Linked DNA regions of Homo sapiens: regions 2, 3 and 4 are each linked to region 1. The links are chromatin contacts, found by Hi-C or POLR2A ChIA-PET in ENCODE. All regions are on one chromosome and are shown on one strand. Each heading gives the region's core, a stretch centred on a gene start or an enhancer-like site at or near the end of the contact. The rest is flanking DNA. Distances are from core to core; before and after follow the strand shown.

Region 1 (3,679 bases), core at 146-2,645:
TCTCAGAGGAAGCGCCAGAGGAGGGGGAGGGTGGGCGAGGGTCTCGGGGTGGTGGGGGTGCCGGCCCCAGCATGTGGAGGCGACAGGATCCGTAAGACCCCACGCGCCGCCGGGGCAGGACCGCACAGGGCCGCCATTCACTCACTTGGGGCGTCCCTAATGGGCACTCGTGCATTCCAGCTCGTGCGGTGAGCGCACGCACGCCGCCGCTGCCGCGTTCACACGGCCCCCCAAAGTCGGGGGAGGGGTCGTGGAGCGAAGGAGCTGTAGGCAGATTTTCTTTCTCTTTCCGAGCTGGGAAAAGGGCCAGCCCCGTGCCCTGCACGCCTGGCTCTGCTTTGCAGCTTGCCGGTGAGCCAAGAGCCGGTAGAGCAGAGGAGGCGCACGGTTCGGGTCGTGTCACCATTTCTTGGCTTGCTGACCTGGCCAGGAGCTGGGGATGGCGGCAGCACCGCGGAGGTACGCTTTGCGCTGCCCTCACGCTCCCTTCCGAAAGCAGTGCCCCCAGGGGGAAAGTTCGCAATGCCATTTGTCTCGCCGGCAAAGTTCTGGGATGTCGGGCATCTTTTGAGGAGGGGGAAGACGCGGCACCCTTACTGAGGCCGGCAGGCCAGGAAGAGAAGTTCTCCGGGCGCAGGGCGCAGCCCAGCTCCGGGGACCCTCTGGGCCTCCCGCGTGCCGGCCGGGATGAAGCGCGCTTTGCACCGGACCCGGGATTCGGGGGCGGGGGCTGGCGCTGGCAGCGTCAGACGCTGCTTCATTTCCCCTCGACCCTGGGGAGGACAGCAACAAGTCCTGCCCCAGCCATTTCATCACCCTGCTAGCACGTGCAGATTCCGGGCCCTCGGAGCCCGGCGCGGACCTCGCCTTGCCTCGCGCTTCCCTTTGCACGTCCCGTGCCATCCCAAGAGTTTGCGTGGCCCTGGGTGGGCGCCTGGCTCCCGGCGAAACGCCTGGGGCGCGCCGCGTGGGTGCACGGTGTCCTCTCCCAGTAGCTCCCGGCTGCGGGGGCACATGCACTTACCTGTATTCTGCAGGGACAGGCGGCCTTTCTGCTGGGAGCTCCTGTCTTGGGGACCCTCGGGTGGGTTGGTGGCGTCGGTCCCCCGCGCCGGGTCAAAGGTGGCCAACACCAAAGCCAGGGTCATGAACTGGCCCAGCCGCTCGGCACACATGGTTCTTGGTATTAACCTCCCGTCGGGAGACCTGGATCCTTTGTGCTCCCCTCTTCCTCCTCCTCCTCTTCCTCCTTCGCCGCTTCCCCTCCTCCTCCCACTCTTCCTTTTTGCTCGCCTTTTCCCTCCTCCTCGCGGCCGCGGCTCGGATAGAGGTTACCCAGCGCCCTCCCGTAGCTCTCCGGAGAGCATGTGACCAGGCCGTTAGCAGCGCCGCGAGTGCCCGGCAATGGCAGGGATGGTGCCTCAAATATCCCTGGAAGCTCTGGTGTCACTTGAATGAAGGAGTCGAGCAGGTGTTGTCCCGGCGGCTGGACCAATCCGAGACCCCGGCCCTTTTGACAACACGGCCGGGAGGCGGGGCCTGCGCTCAACTACTACAGGAGGAAGCCGAGCGCCGCTGGGAGCGCCGGACAAAGTTGCCGACCTGGCGGCGGCCACGCGTTTGCGTGCGTGTGTATGAGTGTGTGTGAGCGCGGCCGGAGATGCGTGCGCGTGTGCGGGTGCTCCAGGGCAATGGTCGAAAGGACTGTACAATATAAGAGCGAATCCAAGCTCCAGTTGCTGTTAAAGGGGGACGGTGTGCTCTGGGACAGTGTCCCTGGGGCCCCTGGCTCGCGTCACACCCACATCGGGTTGGGAAAGTTTCCTCTTTCCGCCGTTTGGAATTCAGTGAGATTCCCAGCCCAGAGGACTTGATAAATTGAAGCAGTTTCCTAGGCACAATGATGCTGTGGGCCAACTGAGCACACATGGGAATTCCTGGCCTTGTGACACTTTGCATTAAAAAGAACCCCACGATTGAAGATAGGAGCAGAAGCACTAGATACAGTATTTGGTCTGAGCAACTGCCCTATCTTCCCGCTTTGGTGGGCCGTGCAACACCTGGAGTGTCGTTTCTCGTCTTTCCCCTAATCCAGACGCATTCCAGGCTGGGCTGCAGGGATCCAGGTGACAGTCAGGACTTGCATCATTTCCAGGAGGGTGGCAGGGAGGCCCAAGGCAGCCCTGAGTCAGCCCGCCGCGGAGCATCGCGTGCCCGGAGGCCAGAGCTTGAAAGGCAACTTTACGCGTCTCCAAACACACTCCTGCATTTTCTCAAAGCGCTGCTCGCCACCCCGCTCCGGGTTCCCTTTTACTCTCCAGTCATCCGATGGAAGTGGTGAGAACAAAAACAAAGACAAAAAAGCTAAATCCGGGGAAGTTATCTCCATCTCCTCCCTTTTCTTGTTCGGCCCCCTCCCCAAGAACCGCCGGGTCGGGATAGCCCCCGGCTACTTTCTCACCCGGCCCGTGGAGGGAAGGAGAAAGTTGGGCGCCGCTTGGAGCGCCTCTTCCCCTGCTGTGTGTGTACGTGTGCACGCTCACGTCTCCCCCGCGCCGGGGCCGGGGACAGGAACTGCTCTCGGTCCCGTCACCCCACGGCGCAGCTCGGGGGGCTCGCAGGGCTGGGGGAGGGCGGGGACACGAGCGCCGCGCCCAAGCGCCCCAGGGCACGCACCCGGCGTTGGCGCGCACTCGCCCCTCCCCCCGTCCCCACCCTCCTCCTGGAGAACAGGTGAGCCCCGGTACCAGCTCTCGATCCCCCACCCCCGCCCCGCGCCCCGCCCGCGCCCTCTGCGGTAATGCGCCTGGGAAGTTTCATCACCCACTGCCCAGGCGACGCGGCCCTGGGTCTCCGCGGCGGGGCGCACTGCCCGCCTGGTTGGGGCCGCCATGTGACACGGCTGGGGGAGGGGGCGAGGAGACACGCGGGCAGGTCATCTTTTGGCCGGCGCTTGACTTCCAAAGCTTTCCTTTCCCGTGTCCCGGCTGCACGCGGGAGTGGGGAAGGCGGAGGCGGGGGGCCAGGATGGCCACGGCTGGCCGCAGCTATCCGGCGTGTCGAGCTCTCCTGAGTCGGAAGGAAGGAGAGGAGGGGGTGGGGAGGGCGTCTTCAGAGTGGGCTTCCCCTGCGCTGGAGCGCCAGGGAGCATCCATAAATTGTCACTTTGAAGGTCCGAACCTGCGGCGGTAGGGACCATGCCCACTATTCTAATAGCAATTACTCCGCGCAGCCTTGGATCTTTTGTGCAAGGACGTGCGGGTACAAATACATTAAAACGGCCAGTTCACATTGCCCACCCTGCTTGTGTTTGCATAGTTAACTTAGCTTCCTAGTTTATGGAAAACTACCTCCTGTAGATCCTTAAAAACAAAGCAAACAAACGACACAGCGGCATTCTGGCCTCTCCTAACTAACTCTTTAAGGCTCTGAATTTCCTGAGAACAAGTAGCCATTTGGTCCCACTCCTGCTTATGGGTACAGCTGGGTAGACTTTCTTTCTATGTGGCCTCTTTTGTAGGAGAGAACATGAGCAATATTGACATTAAGAAGGCATCTGGTCACCTGTTTTTTTTTGAGAAGCAGAAATAGGAGAGAGCTCCATGGGGCAGGAGCAAGCCCTCTTTTGCCAGATGCAGACACTTAGTGTGCTGGGCAGAGGCCTCCCAGGATACCTGGA
Region 2 (3,274 bases), core at 180-2,679, 460 kb after region 1:
TGAGGTCATCATAGCTGCTAAGGTCAGTCCTCCTCGGGCATGTAAACAGCAAATAAGCTCATGATTGGAGAACACCCTTCGAGAGAGGAGGCTCCTGCATGCAGAAGATCCTTCCTGAGCACCTTCTGCCCTCCATGTCCGAGCTGCACACTGGAACAGAGAGGTGAATAAAACGTAATCACTACCCCAAATTGCTTGCCAGCAATGACAAGAGACAGACAGGTAGCAATCAGCCCACAGTACGGTACACAGAGTCTGTTTATAGAAGGACACTCTAGAGCTTGGGAAGTACAGAGGAGGCATGAAAGCTACAGCCGGGGGACAAGTGGGAGGGACCCAAGGAGCCAGGGACTAAGCTGGCACCTGAAGGAGAAAGCTGGTGGGGTGAAGAAAGGAGGGAAAAGCCATCCATCCTGGGTGGAAGCAGCATGTGCAAAAATGCAGTGGTTGCTCAGGGGCCTGTAAGTGGAGCCCAGGGCACCGGGAGAGGCGATGGAAAGAGGGGAGATTAGAGGGGAAGACGGGACCAGTGTTCTCAAGTTCTTTCATTGGGGCAGTGTCGAGGTCTGGTCCAGACTCATTCCCTCTGGTCCAGATCATTTTCTCTAAAACAATTAAACAGAAACTCATGCAGACCCAGTGTCTCCCTCCATAGGAAATCGTCTTAGCAAGGACTCGGCACTTTCTGGGAAAGCTAAAGGGATGTGTGACTTTCTGGGAAACCACATCCCAATATTTCCTGCATTCTCACCCCAGAGCCCCCAAATCAGGCTCGTTTCTAGGAAGTCAAATCAACAGTGGAGGTTTGGACTGTTGCAGCCGCCAGGTGGAAAGACACGCAGCCCCTGCACACCTGGGCTGGCTGGACAAAGTGGCCAGGCAGATGCGCAGGAAGGAAAGCCTGCAGGTGCTGAAGGCGCCCCCAGAAGAAAGACAAAACCATCTCTCCTTGTCCCCTTATTTTGTCATTTGAAACATCATTTAGGGGAAGGTGAAGGCCGTTTGGTCATATATTCCCAGCTGCGTGACCTTGGGACTTTCAGTTTCCTCAGCTGAAAAGGTGATGTGAGAATGCCCCTAGGTCTGGCAAGCCAAGCACCTGTGCGAGGAGATGCCAACTTACTCTTTTTTCTGAAGACCCTCCTCAGCAAAGCCCGAAAGTGCTCTCTCTCCCCACGCTGGAGACCAGTGTGCTCTCCAGACAGCAGGCTTTCCCTGGCAGGGTCACAAACCAAATGTCTAAGTATTAAAAGTTTTAAAGCAAGCTAACAAACTGCTAGATAAAATATAGCATACCTCCTCACACGATGGCAGAGCCTCCTAATGACCTGGAAGGCCAGATCAGAATGGCTAGACTCCTCGGAGTTTCACATTGGCATGCGGCAGCTACTTTCCCCGTTCTTCATGTTTTCCTGCACCGGGAGAAAAACAGAAACCGGGCACTCGGCCCACGTGGCCAAGCTCTACCCGGGTCCCACAAAGCAGCTGCCCTTTGTCCAGCCTTCAGGGCTGGAGCACCCACTGGCCATGTGGTTCACACTAGGGAAAATGGGAGAGGTCCAGGAGGCCTCAGAAGTGGGCATGGTCATTTGGACGGGGAACCCCAGGGTCCTGGGAATCCAGAGCGTCCTCTGGAAGGGAGGCATGTGAGTTCCAACTGGGCACAGCCCTTTGTTCCCCAAGACTCCTCACTCGCAGGGAGGGGCAGTGTCTAAGCAAGACCTTCTAAAATGCAGGGCCCAGGGCTGGAGCCCCTCTTACCCTGATCAGAGAGTGCTGGACAGGGAATTGGAGATGCAAGAATATTAGGGTTTTAATTAATTAATTAATTAATTAATTTATTTATTTATTTATTTTTTGAGACTGAGTCTAGCTCTGTCACCCAGGCTGAGTGCAGTGGCAAAATCTTGGCTCGCTGCAACCTCTGCCTCTGGATTCAAATGATTCTCCTGCCTCAGCCTCCTGAGTAGCTGGGATTACAGGTGCACGCCACCACACCCTGCTAATTTTTTTTTTTTGTACTTTTAGTAGAGACGAGCTTTCACCGTGCTGGACAGGCTGGTCTTGAATGCCTCACCTGCAATGACCTGCCTGCCTCAGCCTCCCAAAGTGCTGGCATTATAGATGTGAGCCACCACACCCGGCAGGAAATCAGCTTTTTTATTTTGCTATTTCCAAGTGAGATCTGAAGTAAGGCCCACAACGTTTCTGGCCCTTAGTCTTTCCCAGAGTCAACCAATTTAGTCTCTGTGCTTCCTTCTGGCTCTGGCCCAGGGTCCTAAAGCTGGTCCTGTCCTTCCTAAGGCCAGTGGATATGGGTCATCAGCTTTGTAAAACCTTTCTGCCTGGTGCCAGCACCTCCAGGGCTACAGTTAGCCTTAGTATTTGACACCTGGACTTCCCTCAGCAGCAGGCCTGGAACTGAAAAGCAAGCAAACGCATGCAAACCTTTTATTTCTTTCACCTGTGACCTGGGATCATGAACGCTGTGGAGTCCTGACCAGGCTCACCTATACCAGTGTCCAGGTCTTCCAGGCAGGACAGGCCTCCATCAGACCCATTCACAGATCTGGCTGGCTCTCCCAAGCCAGGTCTGTCATCAGGATCTTTAAAGAAAATCAATGAATGAAGCAAAATGAGAGGACAGAGGGCTGCTGGCTTAGTGCAGGGAAAAGCTGGTGTATGGGCCCGTAAGTTCTGCAGTGTTTGGACACAGATAAGGCCTTACACTGAATGTGGGGAGAGGAAGGGGACCAGAGGAGGAGGAGAATAATTATTACTGTTCAGTGAGTTTTTCCAGGTGCCATAATACGTGTTGCTTTTTTTTTTTTTTTTTTTTTAGATCAAGTCTCGCTCTGTCACCAGGCTGGAATGCAATGGTGCGATCTTGGCTCACTGCAACCTCTACCTCCCAGGTTCAAATGATTCTCCTGCCTCAGCCTCCCCAGTAGCTGGGACTACAGGTGTGCAGCACCATGCCCAGCTAGTTTTTTTTTTCTTTTTTTGTATTTTTAATAGAGGTGGGGTTTCACCCTGTTGGCCAGGATGGTTTCGATCTCCTGACCTTGTGAGCCACACGCCTTGGCCTCCCAAAGTGCTGGGATTGCAGGCGTGAGCCATCGCGCCTGTCCATGTTGCATTTTTTTTACCTCCATTTTCTCAGTAATGTAAGGACCTCATAGACCAGTGAAATCCTCTCCTTTCCAAGACCTCAATTTTGGGAGGTGACATAGGGCTGCTCACTTTTTATTTTGCCATGGAAAGACATTATAAA
Region 3 (3,687 bases), core at 203-2,702, 290 kb before region 1:
CGGAACCTCCCCTCCATGCTATAAGAGGGAAGGGAAAAATACAGACTCTTGAAACTGCGGTGAATTCATTAGATTCCAGCACAATCAATCTCAGTCAGCTTCATTCTTCCTGCTTTCTGTAACATAGAGTGTTACTTGTGCTCCTCATTTCAGCAGTGTCCTTGGTTACTGGACCTTTTGCCACAGCCCTGCAAAACCTGGCCAAACTTGCACCAAGTTGATTATCCTGTGTTTCATATTTTGTTGAGCATCTGTGCATTTTAAAGTGTTGGCTTGGTTAACTTTCTCGATGTTAACTTTTTGCCTTCCTGAGGAATGTATGAGGACCAGTTACCAGAATGGTTTTGTTTTGCAGGTCACGAGAAGAGAATGCCTTCTAGATGCAAAATCACCTCCAAACCAGACCACTTTTCTTGACTTGCCTGTTTTGGCCATTAGCTGCCTTAAACGTTAACAGCACATTTGAATGCCTTATTCTACAATGCAGCGTGTTTTCCTTTGCCTTTTTTGCACTTTGGTGAATTACGTGCCTCCATAACCTGAACTGTGCCGACTCCACAAAACGATTATGTACTCTTCTGAGATAGAAGATGCTGTTCTTCTGAGAGATACGTTACTCTCTCCTTGGAATCTGTGGATTTGAAGATGGCTCCTGCCTTCTCACGTGGGAATCAGTGAAGTGTTTAGAAACTGCTGCAAGACAAACAAGACTCCAGTGGGGTGGTCAGTAGGAGAGCACGTTCAGAGGGAAGAGCCATCTCAACAGAATCGCACCAAACTATACTTTCAGGATGAATTTCTTCTTTCTGCCATCTTTTGGAATAAATATTTTCCTCCTTTCTATGGAAATCTGGGCTCGGTGTTTGTAAAGTTCATTTTTATAAGCTTTTCTATCGCTACATAATGCCTTTTTAAAAAATGATTTTGTAGTCTAAACTTAGGTTGAGTATATAAACCCTGCCATGTAGCTTGAGATGCCTGAAAAGACTGGTAAGTGCGTTTCTTAATCGTTCAGTAACTATTTGAGTGCCTACTGCAGCCAAGGCACTGGAGGGATCAAAGATGTGTAAATTTGGAGTCCCTGCAAGTTCACAAGCTATTTGGAGAGATAAGGTTAGTATACATAGAACTGTAATATAAGGTTGTGTTGGAGCATTGTCCTTAAAGATGGTACCATGGTGAGCAGTTCAAGGTTACCTGCCAGCTGCAGAACAAGGCAGCAAATGCTCCTGAGATGGAACCATCACAGCCTCAGACATAGGACTAAAGAAGTCAAGAGTGATTAAAAAGCCAGGGGCAGGAGACAGTAATTTTGTATTTCAGTAGCAGGCATCTCGATACACTAATTTGAGAGCTTTATTACTTTTAAGAAATTAAAAATTAAAATGAACCTAAATTTTCACCAGCTCATGGCTTTTTGACAGCCAGCCAAGAATGGATTTCCTGTTTTGCAGTTTCTACTTTCTATTCCTCCCAAACTGTCTGAACTCATTACTTTGCTATTCTTATGACCAAAGTGAGTTTCAAGTTGAAGTGACTCTCCTGCTCTCGTTTCTTTTCATTCTTTACTTTTGTTTTGCGCAGTCTGTTAGGCAACTCCATGCTTTACGTTTCCAGCAGGAGGGCCACATTAGCTAATTTCATGGAATACATGAAACATTGATGATTTGAAGTTGAAGGGGGCTATGGTGATATAGGCTAACCCCATCATTTTATGGATAAGGAAGCTGAGCCCAGACAGGGAGAATTTCTCGCCCAGCTTAATGCAGTTGGTCAGAGCTAGACAGGGGAGTAAGATCCATGTTTTCTTTCTTTTTTTCTTGAGACAGAGTCTCACTCTGTCGCCCAGGCTGGAGTGCAGTGGTGCGATCTCAGCTCACTGCAACCTCTGCCTCCCGGGTTCAAGCAATTCTCCTGCCTCAGCCTCCTGAGTAGCTGAGATTACAGGCACCTGCCACCGCGCCCGACTAATTTTTGTATTTTTAGTAGAGACAGGGTTTCACCATGTTGGTCAGGCTGGTCTCCTGACCTCGTGATCCGCCCACCTTGGTCTCCGAAAGTGCTGGGATTACAGGTGTGAGCCACCGCGCCCTGCCATCATACTATTGTTGAAATGTGGGAATGACGAAATCAGCTCAGGTTTTATGAGAGGAAACTCGGTAAATTCCCTTTGCTCAGGAAGTCACTTCACCCTTGAGCCCTAGTTGTTTCATTTATTAAATTCTTGAGAAGGTTCAGTGCCATTAATACCTAAACCCAGGCACATGTTCTCTCGTCACCTCACCCTTAATAGCAGAACTGTTTGTTAACAACATGATTAGGCATCGGAGATGGATGTTGGTGAATCATATTTTCCTGACCGTTGCCACACTCCATCCAGTGTTTGTCAGGGCCCAGACTGGAAGGACCTCCATTTAGCCCGTTCAGAGGATACCGAAAATGTTCCTGCGCTCCAGAGCCCTTCCAGGCGAACGTCATGTGGCCTCCTGGGACAATCACTAGATTAGCAGAGGTCCTAGGTTTGCCATCTTACTCCCATCACTCGCTAGCTGTGTAACGGGGCAAATCATTTAATTTCTGACTCTCAGTGTTTTCATCTGTAAAATAGGGATAATGCATACCTTTTCTACTATACGAAGTTGTTACCAAATGAGATTTTGGCGGGGAAGGTGATTTGTGAATTATAATAATACATCAAGAGTATTTTCCAAATAAATGACCAAATCCCCAGGGTACACTGACAGTACTTTTCTATTCAGATAGGACCCAGAGGGACAGCCAAGTGATTTTTTTTTTCTACGTAGGGTTACACTTTGGGTTCTTTGTGTTTTGTTTTGTTTGAGACAGAGTTTCGCTCTTGTTGCCCAGGCTGGAGTGCAATGGCACGATCTCAGCTCACTGCAGCCTCCACCTCCCAGGTTCAAGCAGTTCTGCCTCAGCCTCCCAAGTAGCTGGGATTACAGTAGGCTGCCTCCACGCCTGGCTAATTTTTTGTATTTTTGGTAGAGACGGGGTTTCACCATGTTGGTCAGGGTGGTCTTGAACTCCTGACCTCAGGTGATCCGCCCACCCTCGACCTCCCAAAGTGCTGGGATTACAGGCGTGAGCCACTGTGCCTGGCCTATGGTTACACTTTTGATTAGTCATTTGTACTTGGAGGTAGAGGTTTACAGAAAAATAAAAGGCACCCTTATTAGGCCCCCAGGCCTGAGTTCAGAGCCAGAGCCTAAGTGGCTGGACCACACCCTTCCTGCCCTTCCAGGTTCTACCAACTCTTATACCAGGATAGAAGTATTTCTGGCATGATTTTGAAGATGAAGTGTGAGGATTGATTGGTTTCTTTTAGCACTGTTTTTGTTGTTTTCTTTAAACATATAATGATGTCTAGACGTGTGTCACTACCCCAACTTAATAATATTTTATCTTTCCTTTGATGTTGCTTCAAAAGTAGCACCTTCTTGTTTAGCCTTTTTTTTTTTTTTTAAGCAACGGTAGGTGTTTGGTCATGCTGAAGTAAATTTAGAATTTGAGAAATGATTTAAAATTGTTGCCAAGAATCATGAAAAATTTGGCAAGAGTCAATTGCTCCTTTATTAACATAAATTATGTTTAAAAATATATGTCTACACATTTTAGAACAGTTTCATACTCCATCCTCTATGCAAAAATTCTTTTTGGTTTGGGAGA
Region 4 (3,493 bases), core at 178-2,677, 490 kb after region 1:
CCTCTTCTTATAAAGCCACCAGTCCCATCATGGGGGCCCCACCCTAATGACCTTATCTAGTCCTAGTTTCCTCCCAAAAGCCCCGTCTCTAATCAACATATGAATTTAGGGATTAAGTTTCCAGCACATGAAATTTGGAAGACACATTCAAACTATAGCACCCAGCAAAAATAAAAGAAAGAAAGAAAACCTGTCTATAACAACACTTTCCCCACAGCTTCATCCTGCCTTGAACACAGATGTGATGTCTGGTTCTATGAGGGCATCTTGTGATTCTGAGAGACAAGCATGAGGGGAGAGGCCAAGGGAATCAGAGTTACTGGCCCCGGCATTAACAAGCTGCTGAACCAAGGCTATCGTCTGTTCATTCTGGACTTTTTGTTATAAATAAGAATAAACTACTGGGCCTTGTTTTTAGTTACTTGCATCCAAAGGCATTTCTAACAGATATAATGTTTATCTATCTCCAAGGAGCAGAGAAGTCCCAGTGGACTTCCAGGTTGCATGTATATTCTGACCTACAAAACTGTCATATAGAATCACTTCCAGTTTCCCAAAGTGTCACAACATCCATACCCCTAAAAAGTGGGTCCAGGAAAATCATTCCACTTTGCACCATTAGAACTCAGCTGACAAATAAAGTGAGGCCAAGTTATTATCTAAAGCAATAAAATAAAATTTCTGCTTCCAGAGCAATCAATGAGGAAGAAATGGTTACATGAGAAAGGGGAGGGGTTGAGTCATAACCAATACTATCCCGAAAAATCCAAGCACATGTGTTTCCCACTAAGAAATTACCACTATGACTGCCAAATTTCCAATTATTCAATTGACCCCAATTCATCTTAATCCGGACTGTTCTTGGTTTGTTTTGCCTTCCCAAGACCCAAATTAACTATTCTATAAGCTTCTTATGAGTAACGACCAAGTCCTAGTTATCTTTGCAGCTCCAGTGCCTAATATGGGACCTGGCACAGATTAGGAGCTCAATCCAGAATAAATGAATGAACGAATGAGAGATTAGGACAGAATATTTCCAAGCCAAAGACTTCAAGCCATCAGTTGGGCTGAAGTAGAAAAAGAAGCTGCATAGCCAAACAGTTGCAACCATGGGTGCTCCAGTAAAGATAACTCAATTCAAATCCTGTGTCTGCACTGTCATACACCAGCTGTGGGGTCTGTTCGAACCACTGGCCTCCACACCTCAGTTTCCCTTCTGTAACATGGGGCAAGTTATGGCACCCTCATCAGACTGGCTATGAGGGTCATAGTCATTTAGTAAGTGTTCACAGAAAGCACTCAGTGAAAGGCAGGTGGTGGTGGTGTTATTATCACAGTATTTCTATTCTGTGTAGACAGCATCAGGATCACAGGGAGGGCTCGTCAAACACAGAGCTCTGGGCCCCACCCCCAGAGTTTCTGATTCAGTAGGTCTAGGGTGGGGCCTGAGAATTTGCATTTCTAACAGGAACCAGGTGATGCTGCTGTTACTATTCTGGGAACTGCACTTTGAAAACCACTGGCCTAACTTATTGCTGTGAGGTCACAGGCAGGCTGTGCTCGACAGAAGGCAGAAAAGGAGAGTAAAGAGAAGGAAGAAAGGTAACACACACACACACACACACACACACACACACACACACACAAACTCAGAATTTCCAGCACAGAGCTTCCCGGCCTGTGCTACCATGGCTAGATACATGTGCGCCCAGAAATGGATCCCTCATCCCTCAGCAGACGCCTGAAGGTAGTTGTACATGCTGTGCACAAAACGAGGGCATCCAGCTTCAGCTTCAAGAGTAGTGGGACTGAAATCCCCAGACAGGATGCCTTTTCCTAATATGCATAAAGCCTCTGAATGTCCAGCCCTTAAGGGGGGTTTCTTTTGGAACAGTGAAGAAAGTGGGGCGATGGGAACTTGGGGCATCTGGCCTGTTGCCTCTGGCCCCTAACAGGCTCGACTATTTACCCTGGGACACCATACAAGTATGGTCATTTCCTAGATGTACTCTGACCTAAAAAATTTGGTGAATTGCACAGTCCAGTACTGCAGCCACTAGGAACATGCAGCTACTCCAATTTGAGATGGCCCATAAGTTTAAGATATATGCCAGATTGCTAAAATTTAGAACAAAAACAAGAAACTCACTCCTAATTTGTTTTCTGTTGATTACATGTTGAAATGTCAATATTTTACATATATTTAATATGCTACTAAAGGGATTTTACCAGTTTCTTTTTACTTTTTTTTTTTTTTTTGAGATGGAGTCTTGCTCTGTTGCTCAGGCTGGAGTGCAATAGTGTGATCTCGGCTCACTGCAACCTCCGCCTCCCGGGTTCAAGCAATCCTCTTGCCTCATCCTCCTGAGTAGCTGAGATTACAGGCGCGTGCCACCATGCCCAGATAATTTTTGTATTTTTAGTAGAGATGAGGTTTCACCATGTTGGTCAGGCTGGTCTCGAACTCCTGACCTCGTGATCCGCCTGCCGCAGCCTCCCAAAGTGCTAGGATTACAGGTGCGCCTGGCCTCTTTTTACTTTTTTAATGTAGCTGCTAGAAAATGTAAAATTACATACGTGACTTGCATTATATGTATGGACGATGCCACCCTAGGAAGCTGACATTTTCCAGAAATCATCAGTGGCCTGATCTGTCAGCAGGTGTGTGTGTGTGGGTGTGTATGTGTGTGGGGGTGTGGGTGAGCCATTGAGGGGAGGCAGCACAGACCCAACAGTAGACATGCTACTTGGACTTGACACTGTAGAAGACAGAGAATGAGTCAGGCATTATGAGAAGCAGATTGGCCCGATTACATTGTTTAAATAACACCTCAAAGCAGAGTTGGGGAGGGACTAGACGTTCTCACGAAAAACAAAGCCACAAGAAGCTTTGTGGTGGAACAGAAAGAGGACAGTCACTAGGCTCAGGCTAGCCTAGTGGCTAAGAGTGTGGGCTCTGGAGTTTGAATCTTAGCCTTCCCACTAACTAGCTGTGTGAGCTCCAGTAAGTTACATAACAACTCTGTTTGTCTGTACAGTAAGGATCTATATCATTGGGTTGCTAAGAGGTATCTTAGTTTGGGCTGCAATAACTATACGGTTGATGCAAAAGTAATTACAGTTCTTGTGATTGAAACTAATGGCAAGCAGGGTGCAGTGGCTCACGCCTGTAATCCCAGCACTCTGGGAGGCCGAGGTGGGCGGATCATGAGGTCAGGAGATCGAGACCATCCTGGCTAACACGGTGAAACCCCGTCTCTACTAAAAATACGAAAAATTAGCCAGGCGTGGTGGCAGGTGCCTGTGGTCCCAGCTACTCGGGAGGCTGAGGCAGGAGAATGGCATGAACCCAGGAGGCGGAGCTTGCAGTGAGCCGAGATCATGCCACTGCACTCCAGCCTGGGTGACAGAGCGAGACTCCATCTCACAAAAAAAAAAAAAAAAGAAAAACAAAACAAACCAAACACACAAACAAACAAAAAAAACAACTAAT

Evidence for each region. A loop is a pair of places that touch in the nucleus more often than their neighbours do. ChIA-PET counts read pairs that join two places held with the same protein, here RNA polymerase II (POLR2A). Pooled maps may share reads with other maps.
Region 2: a loop to region 1 is called in a map of PC-9, with 4 times the contacts of the local background. The contact joins the promoter of LINC01485 here to the promoter of STC2 in region 1. A Hi-C loop is called at or near these places in 1 of 168 maps with a recorded cell type or tissue (PC-9) and 1 of 50 pooled maps. POLR2A ChIA-PET finds 5 or more read pairs at or near these places in 2 of 52 experiments (BJ and HEK293).
Region 3: a loop to region 1 is called in a pooled map, with 5 times the contacts of the local background. The contact joins the enhancer-like site here to the promoter of STC2 in region 1. A Hi-C loop is called at or near these places in 8 of 50 pooled maps. POLR2A ChIA-PET finds 5 or more read pairs at or near these places in 2 of 52 experiments (H1 and WTC11).
Region 4: a map of PC-9 shows a loop between it and region 1 (3-fold over the local background). The contact joins the enhancer-like site here to the promoter of STC2 in region 1. A Hi-C loop is called at or near these places in 1 of 168 maps with a recorded cell type or tissue (PC-9), 1 of 37 single-sample maps with no recorded cell type and 2 of 50 pooled maps. POLR2A ChIA-PET finds 5 or more read pairs at or near these places in 1 of 52 experiments (Caco-2).

Annotation. Positions count from the first base shown.
Region 1 is chr5:173,327,019-173,330,697 of GRCh38, forward strand. STC2 (stanniocalcin 2) reads right to left here and starts at 1,396. Exons shown (of 4, transcript NM_003714.3): 1 at 1,025-1,396. The coding sequence starts at 1,175. It overlaps LOC124901137 (a long non-coding RNA gene), which reads left to right and starts at 1,581. Exons shown (of 2, transcript XR_007059056.1): 1 at 1,581-2,733. RefSeq lists a silencer at 2,590-2,809.
Region 2 is chr5:173,789,513-173,792,786 of GRCh38, forward strand. It overlaps LINC01485 (long intergenic non-protein coding RNA 1485), which reads right to left and starts at 1,430. Exons shown (of 4, transcript NR_108028.1): 1 at 1,297-1,430; 2 at 1,124-1,215. The region is part of intron 1 of LOC107986482 (a long non-coding RNA gene); the gene reads left to right.
Region 3 is chr5:173,034,044-173,037,730 of GRCh38, forward strand. ATP6V0E1 (ATPase H+ transporting V0 subunit e1) reads left to right here. Exons shown (of 4, transcript NM_003945.4): 4 at 356-1,402. Among named protein-coding and RNA genes, the nearest start is that of SNORA74B, 15 kb to the left of the region's middle. RefSeq lists a silencer at 2,964-3,033. Within about 2 kb of position 1,453, at least 11 of the 41 ENCODE cell types and tissues checked have a DNase peak (open chromatin) inside an H3K27ac peak, as active enhancers do.
Region 4 is chr5:173,819,829-173,823,321 of GRCh38, forward strand. No RefSeq gene overlaps it. Among named protein-coding and RNA genes, the nearest start is that of LINC01485, 31 kb to the left of the region's middle. RefSeq lists a cis regulatory region at 2,594-2,996. Within about 2 kb of position 1,428, at least 6 of the 41 ENCODE cell types and tissues checked have a DNase peak (open chromatin) inside an H3K27ac peak, as active enhancers do; they include PC-9, where a contact is called at or near this core.